Regions from separate parts of the Homo sapiens genome. Here all the other regions are linked to region 2. The links are chromatin contacts, found by Hi-C or POLR2A ChIA-PET in ENCODE. All regions are on one chromosome and are shown on one strand. Each heading gives the region's core, a stretch centred on a gene start or an enhancer-like site at or near the end of the contact. The rest is flanking DNA. Distances are from core to core; before and after follow the strand shown. Region 1 has its middle 26 kb from the start of LINC02020. Region 2 has its middle 31 kb from the start of EIF4A2. Region 3 overlaps DGKG (diacylglycerol kinase gamma).

The links. Hi-C counts contacts between places; a loop is a spot of excess contacts on that map. ChIA-PET counts read pairs that join two places held with the same protein, here RNA polymerase II (POLR2A). Pooled maps may share reads with other maps.
Region 1: a map of PC-3 shows a loop between it and region 2 (2.8-fold over the local background). The contact joins two enhancer-like sites. A Hi-C loop is called at or near these places in 1 of 168 maps with a recorded cell type or tissue (PC-3) and 4 of 50 pooled maps. POLR2A ChIA-PET finds 5 or more read pairs at or near these places in 1 of 52 experiments (WTC11).
Region 3: a loop to region 2 is called in a map of PC-9, with 6 times the contacts of the local background. The contact joins two enhancer-like sites. A Hi-C loop is called at or near these places in 1 of 168 maps with a recorded cell type or tissue (PC-9) and 6 of 50 pooled maps. POLR2A ChIA-PET finds 5 or more read pairs at or near these places in 2 of 52 experiments (OCI-LY7 and WTC11).

What each region holds. Positions count from the first base shown.
Region 1 is chr3:186,412,136-186,416,975 of GRCh38, forward strand. No RefSeq gene overlaps it. Among named protein-coding and RNA genes, the nearest start is that of LINC02020, 26 kb to the right of the region's middle. RefSeq lists an enhancer at 2,001-2,720. Within about 2 kb of position 1,641, at least 24 of the 41 ENCODE cell types and tissues checked have a DNase peak (open chromatin) inside an H3K27ac peak, as active enhancers do.
Region 2 is chr3:186,750,118-186,754,827 of GRCh38, forward strand. No RefSeq gene overlaps it. Among named protein-coding and RNA genes, the nearest start is that of EIF4A2, 31 kb to the right of the region's middle. Within about 2 kb of position 3,059, at least 5 of the 41 ENCODE cell types and tissues checked have a DNase peak (open chromatin) inside an H3K27ac peak, as active enhancers do.
Region 3 is chr3:186,252,488-186,256,720 of GRCh38, forward strand. DGKG (diacylglycerol kinase gamma) reads right to left here. Exons shown (of 25, transcript NM_001346.3): 18 at 606-695. Among named protein-coding and RNA genes, the nearest start is that of DGKG, 110 kb to the right of the region's middle. RefSeq lists enhancers at 2,560-2,619, 2,720-3,009, 3,040-3,089 and a silencer at 3,670-3,749. Within about 2 kb of position 2,389, at least 6 of the 41 ENCODE cell types and tissues checked have a DNase peak (open chromatin) inside an H3K27ac peak, as active enhancers do.

The sequences.
Region 1 (4,840 bases), core at 391-2,890, 340 kb before region 2:
GTACTTGTATTAATCATGGCTTTTACTTTCTGTATTCTGATGCTTTGGCACCTGGGGCCTTGCTGACTCTGGAGGGACTGCCCCTCCCTGGATGAGTCAATTCCTAGAGACAGCGAACAACTTGTCCATGAGTATGTCTTGGAAATGCAAACCAATCAATCCAGAGCCCAAGCTCCAGCCACCTCCATGATAAGGCTCTGGGTCACTACTCACCTGCCCTAATCATCCCAGGGCCAGGACCAGACAACAGAGACAGCCCCTATGCACCAGAGCCACTGGAATTATTTAAACCAGTCAATCTGAAGCCCCCTTACCCTGCCTGACCTGTTCCTTCCCATGAAACCACAATAAGAGCTCTTGCCCACAGTTTACCCCTCCTTCCGCCTCCTGATGTTTCCCTGTGGCCCTCTCCCCCCATGGCATGGCATACACCCTCCTTTTGGGAACTGTAATAAACTATCTCTTAATGGCAATTGTCAACTGGTCTGTTTGCCTTACTGTACCTCAAGTGTTCTATTAATACTATATATATATATATTATATTTTTGAGACGCAATCTTTCTTTGTCGCCCAGGCTGGAGTGCAGTGGAGCAATCTCGGTTCACTGCAACCTCCGCCTCCTGGGTTCCAGTGATTCTCCTGCTTCAGCCTCCCAAACAGCTGGGATTACAGACAAGCACCACCACACCTGGCTAATTTTTTGTATTTTTAGTAGAGGCAGGGTTTCACCACACTGGCCGGGCTGGTCTCGAACTCCTGACCTCTGGTGATCCCCCCGCCTTGGCCTCCCAAAGTGCTGGGATTACAAGCATAAGCCACCGTGCCCAGCCAATACACTATATTTTAAAATAATGCCATTTATTGTTTACCCTGTGCCAGGCAAGAGAACAAGTGATTTAGACACACAGTCTCATTGCATCCTCACAATCACCTTATCAGGAAGGTTCTATCATTAACCCTGTTTTAAAGATGAAGAAACGTACTCCTAGAGAAGTTGGGTCACCTGCAAGCGGCATAAGGCAGGCTGTGAACCCAGGTCTGCCTGATTCCAAAAACCACGTGCTCTTAACCACTGTACTCCATTACCATGTGTGGAGTGCCTACTGGGTGCCAAAATATAGCATAAGACAGAAGCAGCCAAGGCCATTCCCGGGGACCCCAGACCCCAAGGGAAATGCCTTCCTTCCCCCCAGCCCCTGGAGATGTCCTTGGCTGCCTCCTTCTCACTGTGCTCTTGACCTTGGCTACTCTTGGGCAGTACCCAAAAGACCCAGGGAACACACTTCCCCTATTCCATGTCTCTCAGGACAAATGAGGAATTACAAATAAACCGTATTAATTCATCTGTGAACTCCAAGCCTCTGGCACAGTACCCGGCAATATTTTACATGGTATATAGCACCTAACAGGCTATATTCAAAAAATATCAGAAGATAGACGGGAGGAGACGGTCACCATGCCAGGCAGGGAATGTTTCCAGGGAGAACTGTAGCTGCAGGGAGTGGGACTTATCCTGACTGCCCTGGGAGATCGCTAATTTAGAGCACACCAGTGTGACAGTACATTTCTTTTGAAATGCAACTCAAAATCCGCTTCCTCCAGGAGGAATGCCAAGTGGCGTCCCGGAACAGGACAAGTTGTACTTCACAGGAGATGGGAAGCTAGAGGGGGGAAATGCCATCATTAATCCACCAAGCAGCAGGGGGTGGGGGCGCTTGCCTCCAACAGGCATGGCTGGAAAAATAAGCAGCTCTGGCTTGTGCTCCTCCCTGTGTCCCTGCCACGACTGTGAAGGGCTAAGAACACAGCAGAAAAGGTTCCAGTTCATTTACAAGCCTCGGCTATTTTTAGTTCATCGATCCCTGGGCGCGGTGTGTGTGTGTTGAGGGGGGCCGGGGGACGGGGCTTGCAGAGCTCACGGTTTGAGGTGGAAGCTGGGGAAAGCTTTAGAATTCTTTTCATAGAACAGGTACTCTGTTCACTACGCACCATCCAGCCTCTGGAGACCTAACCGCTTTTCTTGGGGCAGGAAGAAGGAGCAGTGTCAGGGGAGGGAGGAGACTGAAATGAGAAAGGGAACGAGGCAAGAGGCGGTGACGCCCTTGTGCCAATGACCAAATTGGGTCAGAAAGAACAACCTTTTGAATGCAAGTCAGGAAATGTGAATCGCTGCCTCAGCAGGGCCAGGTGCATGCCTAGTGGGTGCCGGCCCAGCCTGACCAGGGAACTGTGACTGTACCTCCTGCCGCTCTAGAGAACCAGACCGATGACCATCTAGAAGTGCACTGATCTTTATTCCTTGCCTGGTGCCCTGTGGCCAGTTCAATTCCTATTATCAACCCCTCCTTAAAGCTGTCAGGGAAAAGGAAGGAGAAGTTCACATTTAAAGATGGATCTAAATGGTGAAAGAGGTGAAAATCATTGCCTTAAAAGAGATCACCTGTGGATTTTGTGAGTTATTAATTCTATGATCCCTACCGTGTCTGATTCTGATTGGCTATATATAAATTAAAAAACGGCTCTTTTTTCATATCACCTCTACAGCCCCTGCAAGTTAAAAATATCATTACCCGGCTTTTCTCCTTCTAAGTGTAGGCTGCTTGATTTAAGACATTTTGCAAACTTGTCTTTGTTCCAAGGATTTTTAAGCAAAAAAGGTGAGTCATAGTAGCAACTCAATAGATGTTGAGCTGATTTGTGTTACTAAGAAGTTGTGGGTAAATTGCAGTTTTGAATTTTTGGAAACGGAATCATATTGTAAATGTCCTGGACAGTTCAACAGTTGTGGGACTCCTCTGGCGAGTCCTATGCAGAAACCTCCTCTTACTTGAGTCACTCAGCAGCATTCGATGCAATCACCCATGGCTTCCTTCTTGAAACGGGTGTGATTCCTTGACCCTCACACTCACTTGGCTTGTCCCCAGGTTGCTGACTGTTCCTTCTCAGGCTCCTCTGCTGTCCTCCCTGCCTCTACCACACCTCAGTGTACTGGAAGGACCTGCATTCTACCTTTGTTCCTCCTGGCTTCATTTCCTCCTTCCTAGAGAAAACTGGAGGATGCCCATCCTGGCACTCTGATGACTCTCAAATTTCTGCCTGCCTTTTCTTTTCTTTTCTTTTCTTTTCTTTTCTTTTCTTTTCTTTTCTTTTCTTTTCTTTTCTTTCTTCCTTCCTTCCTTCCTTCCTTCCTTCCTTCCTTCCTTCCTTCCTTCCCTTGTTTCTTTCTTTCTCTCTCTCCTTTTTTTTTGTCTTGCTCTATCACTCAGGCTGGAGTGCAGTGTCATGATCTCAACTCACTGCAGCCTCTGCCTCCCGGGTTCAAGCAATTCTAGTGCCTCAGCCTCCTGAGTAGCTGGGATTACAGGCGCCAGCCACCACTCCTGGATAATTGTTTTGTATTTTTAGTAGAGATGGGGTTTCACTATGTTGGCCAGCCTTGTCTTAAACCTCTGACCTCAGGTGATCTGCCCACCTCGGCCTCCCAAAGTGCTGGGATTAGAGGCTTGAGCCACCGCACCTGGTCGACTGCCAAATTTCTATCTCTAGCTGGATCTCTCGCTGAGTTCTAGATGTGCAAACACCACTGCCTGCTGGCCATCATCACCTGCCTGTCCGTTAGGCAGCTCGAACTTAGCAAGGACAAAATTGATAGATTGCTTTTTATCCCTTAAAATATACCTCTCCCCTAGTGTTCCCCATTTCAGTATATGTGGCATCATCAACCCAGCTGCTAGAGCCAAAAAACCAGCAATCATTCTTGATTCCTCTCTTTCGTTCATCCCCTACACTCAATTCATTTGTAATCCTGCTGGTTCTAATGCAGTGTATAATCAGGATCTGGTCACTTCTCAGCACCTCTGCTGTTCTGCCATCCCTCCCTGGACTATTTCACCAGCCTCTTTCCCAGGTCCCTGCTTCCTCCCTTGCCTTCCAGTCCATCCTCCATAGAACAGAGCAATCCTTTTAAAAATATAAATCAGACTCTATCACTCCTCTGCTTAAAACCCACACTGATAATAACATCCAGCTTCCTCATCGAGGCCTTCACCAGTCTAAATCAAGGGTTAACAAATTATGGCCCTTTGTTTCTCTCTCCCACCACTTTTTGTAAATAAAGTTTTATTGGAGCATGCACACCCCCATCACCCCCATCTATAGATGACTTATCTATGGCTGCATCTAAAGATGAATTATCTATGGCTGCTTTGGTACCACAAGGGCAGAGTTGAGTAGCTGTGACAGAGTCGGTGTGACAAAGCCTAAAATACGAGCTATCTGGCCCTTTACAGAGAGTGTTTGCCATCCTCTGTCCTACATAGTCTGGCTCCTGCCTCTTCAGTCATGGCTGTCTTTATTCCCATCCTGGCTCATAAGGTTCTAATCACATCACTGCTTTCTTTCATATATATATATATTTATTATACTTTAAGTTCTAGGGTACATGTGCACAACGTGCAGGTTTGTTACATATGTATACATGTGCCATGTTGGTGCACTGCACCCATTAACTCGTCATTTACATTAGGTCTATCACCTAATACTATCCCTCCCCCCTCCCCCCACTCCACAACAGGCCCTGGTGTGTGATGTTCCCCTTCCTGTGTCCAAGTGTTCTCCTTGTTCAGTTCCCACCTATGAGTGAGAACATGCGGTGTTTGTTTTTTTTGTCCTTGCGATAGTTTGCTGAGAATGATGGTTTCCAGCTTCATCCATGTCCCTACAAAGGACAAGAACTCATCCTTTTTATGGCTGCATAGTATTTCATGACACACCACTGCTTTCTCCTCCTCACCTATGCTAAGCTTGTTCTAGCTGGCGCATCTTTGCACTTGGAGTTCTT
Region 2 (4,710 bases), core at 1,809-4,308:
ATTTTCAGAGTTTCTCATTCAGCAGGTCTGTGGTGGGGCCCTAGAATTGGTATTTCTGACAGCTTCCCAGGAGATGTTGGTGCTATTGGTCTGGGTTGCATACTTTCAGAGCTACTGGTCAAGCGCAGTAGTTCTCAACCCTGGCTACTCATTGGAATCACTTGCCTAACTTTAAAAAATACCTTGCTAGAAGCATCAGCCCAGACCTATTAAAGGTAATTTTAATGTGCAGGTCAGCATTGAAACCACTGATATGACAAATAGGAGTAGTTAATATTATTTGCTTGCTTGCTATGTAACAGACACCACTTGAAGATCTAATACATATTATGACATTTATGAAACCCATTTTACAGGTGAGAAAACTGAGGCTCAGAGAAGTGAGATAAACTGGCTAAGATCATATAAGGCCAGCACAGTGGGTCACACCTGTAATCCCAGTATTTTGGGAGGACAAGGTGGAAGGATCGCTTGAGCTCAGGAGTTCAAGACCAGCCTGGGCAATATAGGGAGACCCTGTCTCTACAAAAACAAAAAAAAATTAACTAGCCAGGTGCTGGTTGGGCACAGTGGTTCACGCCTGTAATCCCAGTACTTTGGGAGGCCAAGGCAGGTAGATCGTCTGAACTCAGGAGTTCGAGACAAGCCTGGGCAACATCTCTACTAAAAAATGGTCGAGTTTTTTTTTTTTTTTTAACCCATTTCTACTAAAAAATACAAAAAATTAGCCAGGCATGGTGGTGCGTGCCTGTGGTCCCAGCTACTTGGGAGGCTGAGGTGGGAGGATCACTTGAGCCTGGGAGGCAGAGGTTGCAGTGAGCCAAGAGCGTGTCACTGCACTAAGGTGTGGGCAACAGAGTGAGACCCTGTCTCAAAAAGAAAAAAAAATTAACCAGGCGTGATGTACAGTATAGTACAGGTGTGTGCCTGTAGTCCCTGCTACTCAGGAAGCTGAAGTGAGAAGACTGCTTGAGCCCAGGAGGTTGAGGCAATAGTGAGCCTTGATTGCACTACTACGCTCCAGCCTGGGTGACAGAGCAATACCCTATTTCAAAAAAAAAAAACAAAAAAAAACCGCCCAGGCGCAGTGGTTTCATGCCTGTAATCCCAGGACTTTGGGAGGCTGAGGCGGGCAGATCATGAGATCAGGAGATCGAGACCATCCTGGCTAACACGGTGAAACCCCGTCTCTACTAAAAATACAAAAAAATTAGCCGGGCATGATGGCGGGTGCCTTGTAGTCCCAGCTACTCAAAAGGCTGAGGCAGGAGAATCGCTTGAACCTGGGAGGCGGAGGTTGCAGTGAGCCGAGATCGTGCCACTGCACTCCAGCCTGGGTGACAGAGCAAGACTCCATCTCAAAAACAACAACAACAACAACAAAAATTCACATAAGCAGGTGTTAGTAGGGGAGGTGGGACTGAACCCAGGTATCTCTGACAACAGAATCCATGCTTATAACCATCAGATGTCAGCACCACATGGGCCTCACAGAAACACAGCCCCTGAACTGCCCCTGATTTGAATATTGAATGATGAGTAGAAGTTCTCCAGGCGGGGAAAGGAGGAAAAGCATTTAAATACTGAGCTCCACACCTCTGGGAATGCCGAAGGAGAGGGAGGAAGTTAGAGGTATACTAGGAAAGATTTCTGAGCTGGGTAGGAGGGCAGGACGAGAGGATCACTGTGGCCCACCTTCCTCCAAGAGCCTAGAATTGTAGAATGAGGCAATCTAGAACCTGATGGCTGCTTTAGTTGTAGAAACCTAACACGGGACCAGGAGGAAAAGGAGAAAAATAGGAGCACTGACATTTGCTCGGAGTTGCACTGAAAGAATAATGAGCATATGCTCATTTACAGCATTTAGTTCTTTTTCGAACATAGACTGCTTGGTCCTGAAATTTTATCCGTCTGAAAACAACTGTATGCTAGTTATCATGCTCTATAAATATTCACAGATAAGAGCTAGGAAAATGTAGGGCGGAGGCTATCCATATTTATTCATTTCAGTGTTAAAATCCATGATTAATTTTTCTCCACGTTTCCTGATACGTGTATTCTTTCTTTTCATATGCTGGTTTATATTATATACTTTAGTGTTTAATGTGGAAAATTTAGAAAATACAAAATAATGCAAAGAAGGAAATAAAAACTATTGTAATCTCACTGGCCAAAGAAAACTACTGTTGAAATTTTGGGCTGGGTGTGGTGGCTCATGGCTATAATCCTAGCACTTTGGGAGGCTGAGGTGAGAAGATCGCTTGAGCTCAAGAGTTCAACACCAGCCTGGGCAACACAGTGAGACCTCACCTCTAATTTAAATAAATAAATAAACAAGGCCAGGCGTGGTGGCTCACGCCTGTAATCCCAGCACTTCGGGAGGCTGAGGCATGTGGATCAACTGAGGTCAGGAGTTCAAGACCAGCCTGGCCAAAATGGTGAAACCGTATTTCTACTAAAAATACAAAAATTAGCCGGGTGTGGTGGTGAGCGCCTATAATCCTAGCTACTCAGGAGGCTGAGGCATGAGAATCGTTTGAACCTGGAAGGCGGAGGTTGCAGTGAGTGGAGATCATGCCATTGCACTCCAGCCTGGGCACCAAGAGTGAAACTCCATCTCAAAAAAAAAAAAAAATTTAAAAATTTAAAAACTAAATTAAAAAAAAAAAGAAATTTTGGTTATGACTTTCCAGAAATGTTTTCTCCAAGTGTATGCATGTATTCCAAAAACAGAATCAGGCTGTAAATACAATATGTAATCTCTATTTTTCACTTGATATATATTGTGATCTTTTTTAAGTCTTTAGATTTGACTCTTATAAATTATTTTATAATTATAAATATGTGAATGCCTTTTAATAATGATGCACTGCCGGAAAACTGCAGTGGGTAAGAAAAGTCAGTCAGTATGGTATTTGTCATTGCTATTATTGTGCTGTCCTGTGGCTGCCGTCATGAAGTGTGGATCCATAACATAGGTGGAGACTCATCTGTGAGTCATTAGTAGCTGACTCAAGAGGAACCAACAGTGTTTACTCTCTGAATAGGTGTTTCTGCATTTGAGAGGTGATTCAACTTACATTTTTAATCTTGTTCGAGTGAGTAAGGATTCTTTGTGAACTTGGAGCGCTGGTAGAGTGCTTTTCCTCATTGCTAGTAAAATAGGAAATGGAGGGACTCCACGCAGAACCCCCTTCCCAAGTTTACCTTTCCTCCTTTGCAGGGAACTGCTGCCTCCCAGAGGATAAATGCGCAGGTGAAGGTCTTAATGGGAAGCCCATGGCCGCTGGGAGAATGTGTTTCTCTTCTTAATGAATGCATTTCCCTCCTTTCTTTTTCTTGTTCTTACAGGGTTTCTGTGTAATTTCAGTGTGTCTAAGAGTTTTCTTTTCTTTCCTTTTCTTTTTTCAGTTGGAGTCTCGCTCTGTCCCCCAGGCTGGAGTGCAGTGGCGCTATCTTGGCTCACTGCAAGCTCTGCCTCCTGGGTTCAAGCGATTCTCCTGCCTCAGCCTCCTGAGTAGCTGAGATTAGAGGCGTGCGCCACCACACCCGGCTAATTTTGTATTTTTAGTAGAGATGGGGTTTCTCCATGTTGGTCAGGCTGGTCTTGAACGCCCAACCTCAGGTGATCTGCCCACCTTGGACTCTCAAAGCGTTGGGATTACAGGCGTGGAGCCACTGCGCCTGGCCCAATTTTTCTTTTTTGTGCAGTATATTATTGTTATTTTAGGGATTCAATTCTTCTATGTCTTAGTCTTTTTTTTTTTTTAATTGAGATGGGGTTTTGCTATATTGCTCAGGCTGGTCTCGAACTTCTGAGCTCAAGAAATCCTCCTGCCTCAGCCTCCCAAAGTGCTGGGATTAGAGGCATGAGCCACTGTGCCCGGCGTATTTTAGTCATTTTAAATGTGTTCCTTTCATGTTCTCTTTTAGATAGTCTTTCCATTATCCGAAATTCACAACCATGAACCTGGCTGTTTGTTGTTGGTGCTGACTCGCAGGCATGGTAAGTCGTTTCCATGTATGTCTGGAGTATAAGTTCATCGGTAGCAGGGCTTGGTTTTTCCTGAGAGAATTCACTGTGAGAAAGAGTCTTGGCACGTCTGTTCTCTGTTGACACTTGCCGAGAGTCTTGGAACGTCACTGGGCTTGTACACATTTCTGTAAGTTCTCATATTAGAGTTTGGGGTACCACATAGGTAAAAAAAATTCAAACTCTAAACCCCTAGGAGAAACTAAACTCTGAGATGTTAACAGTGAGGGAACATGGGTGAGAGGAATATGGAGAAACTCTGTGTACTACCTGGCAATTTTTCTGCAAACTTACAGTTATTCCAAAATAAAAAGTATTTTTTAGGCCAGGCATAGTGACTCATGCCTGTAATCCCAGCACTTTGGGAGGCCAAGGAGGGTGGATCACTTGAGATCAGGAGTTTGAGACCAGCCTGGCCACCATGGTGAAACCCCGTCTCTACTAAAAATACAAAAATTAGCCAGGCGTGAGGGCGCATGCCTGTAATCTCAGCTACTCGGGAGGTTGAGGCAGGACAATTGCTTGAACCTGCAAGGCAAAGGTTGCAGTGAGCCGAGATTGTGCCACTGCACTTCAGCTTGGGCGACAAAGCGAGACTGTCTCATATATTTATGTATACATAAATATATATGTATAAATATATATATATACATATATATATATATTTTAATGAAGCC
Region 3 (4,233 bases), core at 1,139-3,638, 500 kb before region 2:
GTCCAACGCCATGGGGGCTACTGCAGTTTGCAAAGTTCTCTGCCCCTTGTCTTATACACTGGTTACCACTCTGTGTTTCCTCTTAGGGAAATTTCAAAATGAGGGCCCATGGCTATGGGGCTTAGGATGATCTGAATGCTTCTAGTGACGGTAAGTAACTGGAGATGTAGCATTTTGGTCCTCAGTTTTAGTCCTAATTCAGAAGATCAGCCATTTGTGGGAGAGGGAATTTCACACAGAAAACATCTAAGTGAGCACCTTCTTGGATGGGACTCTGGGGATGGGACATATGAGACTTTGTCTTTACCCTACAGTTGATTGCTTTCTACTGGGGAAAGCAGGCTCTAAGTTGATGGTTTCAGGATGATAGTAAACTCGGGGCTGAGGGAGAAAAAGCTCCCAGAGCCCAGAAGAGGGGCTTCTATTCTAGATTCAGCATGGGATGGAGGGCAGAGAAAGGGTCATGGACTTGACATGACTGCAGAGTTGAGTATTATGCTGCGGAATGTGATCCATAAAAGGGTAAGTTCAGCCTAGCTCTGTAGAGCATCTCTGTAAACAGGAACACCTGTTCCCAGGGTACCACCATTAGCATGCAAACTCACCTCCTCCCCAGCGGAGACAACGGGCAAGGTCATTTCCTGTTCCAAGAGGCAGGACAGCCACTGGTGGATGCTTTGCAAAGTTGGCCTTATCTGCAAGACACACAGAGGAACAGAGAACCATATGCCATGGGACTGTAGAATGTTTGAGTTGTCTTTTTATCCCTGATCTGATGCTTGAACCCCTCCATAGCATTCTTTGTTTGAATACCACCCTGATGGGAAACACACTACTTCCTAAAGCCATCTATCCCATCTGCAGCGTGTTAACCACCACTAATTGAGTTAAATCTGTCCATTTGTATTTTATATTGAGCTAAATCTGTATCCCTGCAACTTGCATATGTTTATTCAAATTTCATCCTAAATCTGTCCTTTGGGGTGGCAGCATACACCCCAAAACATTAAGTTGCATGTTTTTAATCCTTAATGATAATCAGCACTTACTCCATTTATTCCTCAGCCTAACTTTGTAAGGGATTATCCTCCTTCAAGTAGCTGAAGAAACTGAGATTGACAGAGGGAAAGTAGTCTACAACCATTCTACCCTGAACACGCTCAATCTCATCTGACTGCAGCAGCTAGGCCTGGTCAATACTTGAATGGCAGACAGGGAAAGTAATTCCAGAGCCAGGATTCAAACCCAGATCTCTATGGCTCCAAGTCCATTCCCCTCCTCTCTTCAGGGGCCAGGCAGGTATACAGATTAGTAAAACAGGTGGGGCTAGGACACTAGGGAATAGTGGGACATTGGACAAGCTGAAGATGCTCACCTTCAACTGTTCACCACTCGAGTTTAAAAGTTTAAAAACTAACATTAGCTAAATGAACAAAACCTCCAGGTGTTATTTGGCCCCCACAACCAGTTTGTCACTTCCACCACCTCTCAGAATTGCAATGACACAGATTCCTAATTATTCCTCTTCTGACAGTTGTGAAGGACATCAGACAGAACCATCAGAGAAAGCACAATAGAACATGTTTTCATCTGGCCTCAGATCTACCGTGGCATATTGTCTAGGCTGGGAGAGCTGAAGAGGGCACAGGCATCCATCAGTCTTGGGGGTGGGTGGGTATTTCCATGAGACCTCAGCACGCATGGTGCCCCTGGATGTGAGCAATGTGATTGCGGCGTGAGGAGAGATGCAGGAATCAGCAGGGAAGGCTCAAGCTAGGGTTGTCCTGGCAAACTGGGAGCTCATAGGTCCTCCAGGTTGTCTGACCTATATCAGAAATGGCTGAGCGCAGGCAAGACCCAGGACTGAGATGGCCACTGGAAGGCTTGAGATAGAGAGCAAAACAATGCAATGGCCCCTCTCGTTGTCCTCAGAACATGTGTTCAGAGCACTGCCTCCCTGCCTTTGCACAGCCTGCTCCCTTTGCCTAGAAGGCTCTTGTTTCCTGTGTCTGCCCCTTCTTCTGTGTCCCCACCTCGGCAGGTCAACTGTTGTTATGGTGTTTAGGCTAGAAAGCTGTATGCCGCCCTAGGTTTTTCCTTTTCCCTCACACATCCATTCACATATCACATTCTATGTGTTGTCTCCTTACTAGATCTCCAAGCAATCTCTTCTCTCTATCCCCATGGTGATGCCTGAGTGCAGGTATGATTCCTTCCCACTGGTATCGCTGCAACAGCCTCCTCTCGGCTCTCTCCGCCTCCAGTTCCACCCTCCTAGTGTGTCACCCACACTTTCACCAAGAAGGGAAGTCCATGAACCACAGTCCCTCGCACTGGCTCACTGCTTTCACTTCTGGGATGGGGCTGTGTGGCTCCTCATGGCCCCATAGCCTACCACAGTAGGCCCAGGAAGCAGGCTCTGCCTTTCTCCCTAGCCTCATCCTTCTGCACATCCTGCCTCCCACGCAACATGTCAACCGTTCTCAAGTGTTTTCACTTCCTTAAAGCACAAAGCTCTCTGTGGCTCAGCTCAGAAGCTGCCTTTGGGAGACCCTCCCTAGTTGCCCCAGCCTGGACCTGGTGCCTCGTCAGAATATTTCCTTAGCACCAGAAATGATCTCTTTGTACTCTCTTGTAATTATCTCCTTGTTTGTTCCCTGAATGTATTGTAACCTCCCCGAGGGGGACTGGGTCTCATTCTCACAGCATCTTCATACATATCGACTGAAGCCTGCTATATGCAGATGCAGTGTTAGGTGCTCCGGCTCTGAGAGTGGGCAAAAAAGCCGTGGCTTGGGTTCTCATGGTGCTTACCGACTGTCCAGTGGGACAGACAGATAATAATGAGGAATCCATGGAGATAATGCATCATTTCACATTCACGTTGGAAAACAAACAGAGGAGCACTGTCGTATAAGAAGGTGACTGAGGCTGGTGGGTGTGTCAGGGGAGGCTCCCCTGAGTAAGCCACATGTCAGCTGAGATCTGGAGTGGAAGCTGACTGAGTGAAGGCTGGGGCAGCACTGCAGACAGGGTGGCCAACTTGTGTGAAGGCCCTGAGGTGCAAGGGAGACTGGAACGCCCAGGGGTCTGAGAGATGGGCCGGGACCTGAGTCCAGATGGAGAGGGATGGAGGTAGAAATAAGGCTGGAAGGGTGCGCAGCAGCTGGACCACCCAGGGCCCTGTAGATTACTTCAAGGGTTTTGTCTTTATCCCAAGAATAATGGAAGCCACTGGTGTGCTTTATGCACACCATGCACCCAGTGACATGCAGGAAAGATCGCTATGGGTGTAGGGAGAGAACAGATCAGAGAGGGGACCATGGGGGGGCGCTGCAGAGCACTGAACAAGTGCTGAAATGAGAGTGAACGGATGAATATCTTACGCAGTTATCCCTTTTGCTTCTGCTTTTTTCTCTTTGGGTCACTAACCTGTGAAAAAAACTAATGTTTCTTCCTCCTTCTGTGATCTTCCTTCTTTCTGTTTTGAGCAGCTTCTATCACCTGTGTCCTCTGCGGATGAACTGCATAAAGCTCTCCGCCAAAGCCTACTTCTCCCTCATGGTGGAGAGGGAGCCGTGTGAGTAGTCCGGTACCGCAGCCATCCACCCTCTGCAGATCAGCTTTTCCTTCCTTGGCTCCCGGAGGACTCCTCCCTCCTCCCACAAACAACTCCAGAGCCCAAGGTGACAGGAGAGCGTGGGTGGCTGCTTGGCAGGGCTGTGTCCATGGCAACCAAAGCGCCCGGGGGAGTGGCGGGCGGCAGGTGTACGGTCCTGCAGCCTTCTCGCCCAGCTAGGTGGTCTACTTACAGCCCCCGGAGGCACGGCTTTCTCTGCCCTGGTCACGGTCTAGTCCTGGCTTGTCCTTGACTTCCCTCGTCCTCTCATCTCCCACATACAGTCTGTCAGCAAATCGTATTGCCTTCACCTTCTAAAGATATCCAGAAGCTGGCCACTTCTCACCACCACTCTGTTTCTCCTGTGGTCCAAGCCCTGGACATCTCTCACTTGGACTGCTGCAGTGGCCTCCGAACTGATCTCCCCGCTTCTGCCCTCTTCTCTTAATCTGTCATGTTCCTCCTTTGCTCAAAACCATCCAATGTCATGGGACCCTCCCAGTATAAAAGCCATATTCCATAGAATGCCCTATATGTCCTAGTCACCTGGCCCCTCGTCACCTCTGCTTCATCCGCTGTAGCTTTTCTCGAATCCACTCTGCTTTGACCATGCT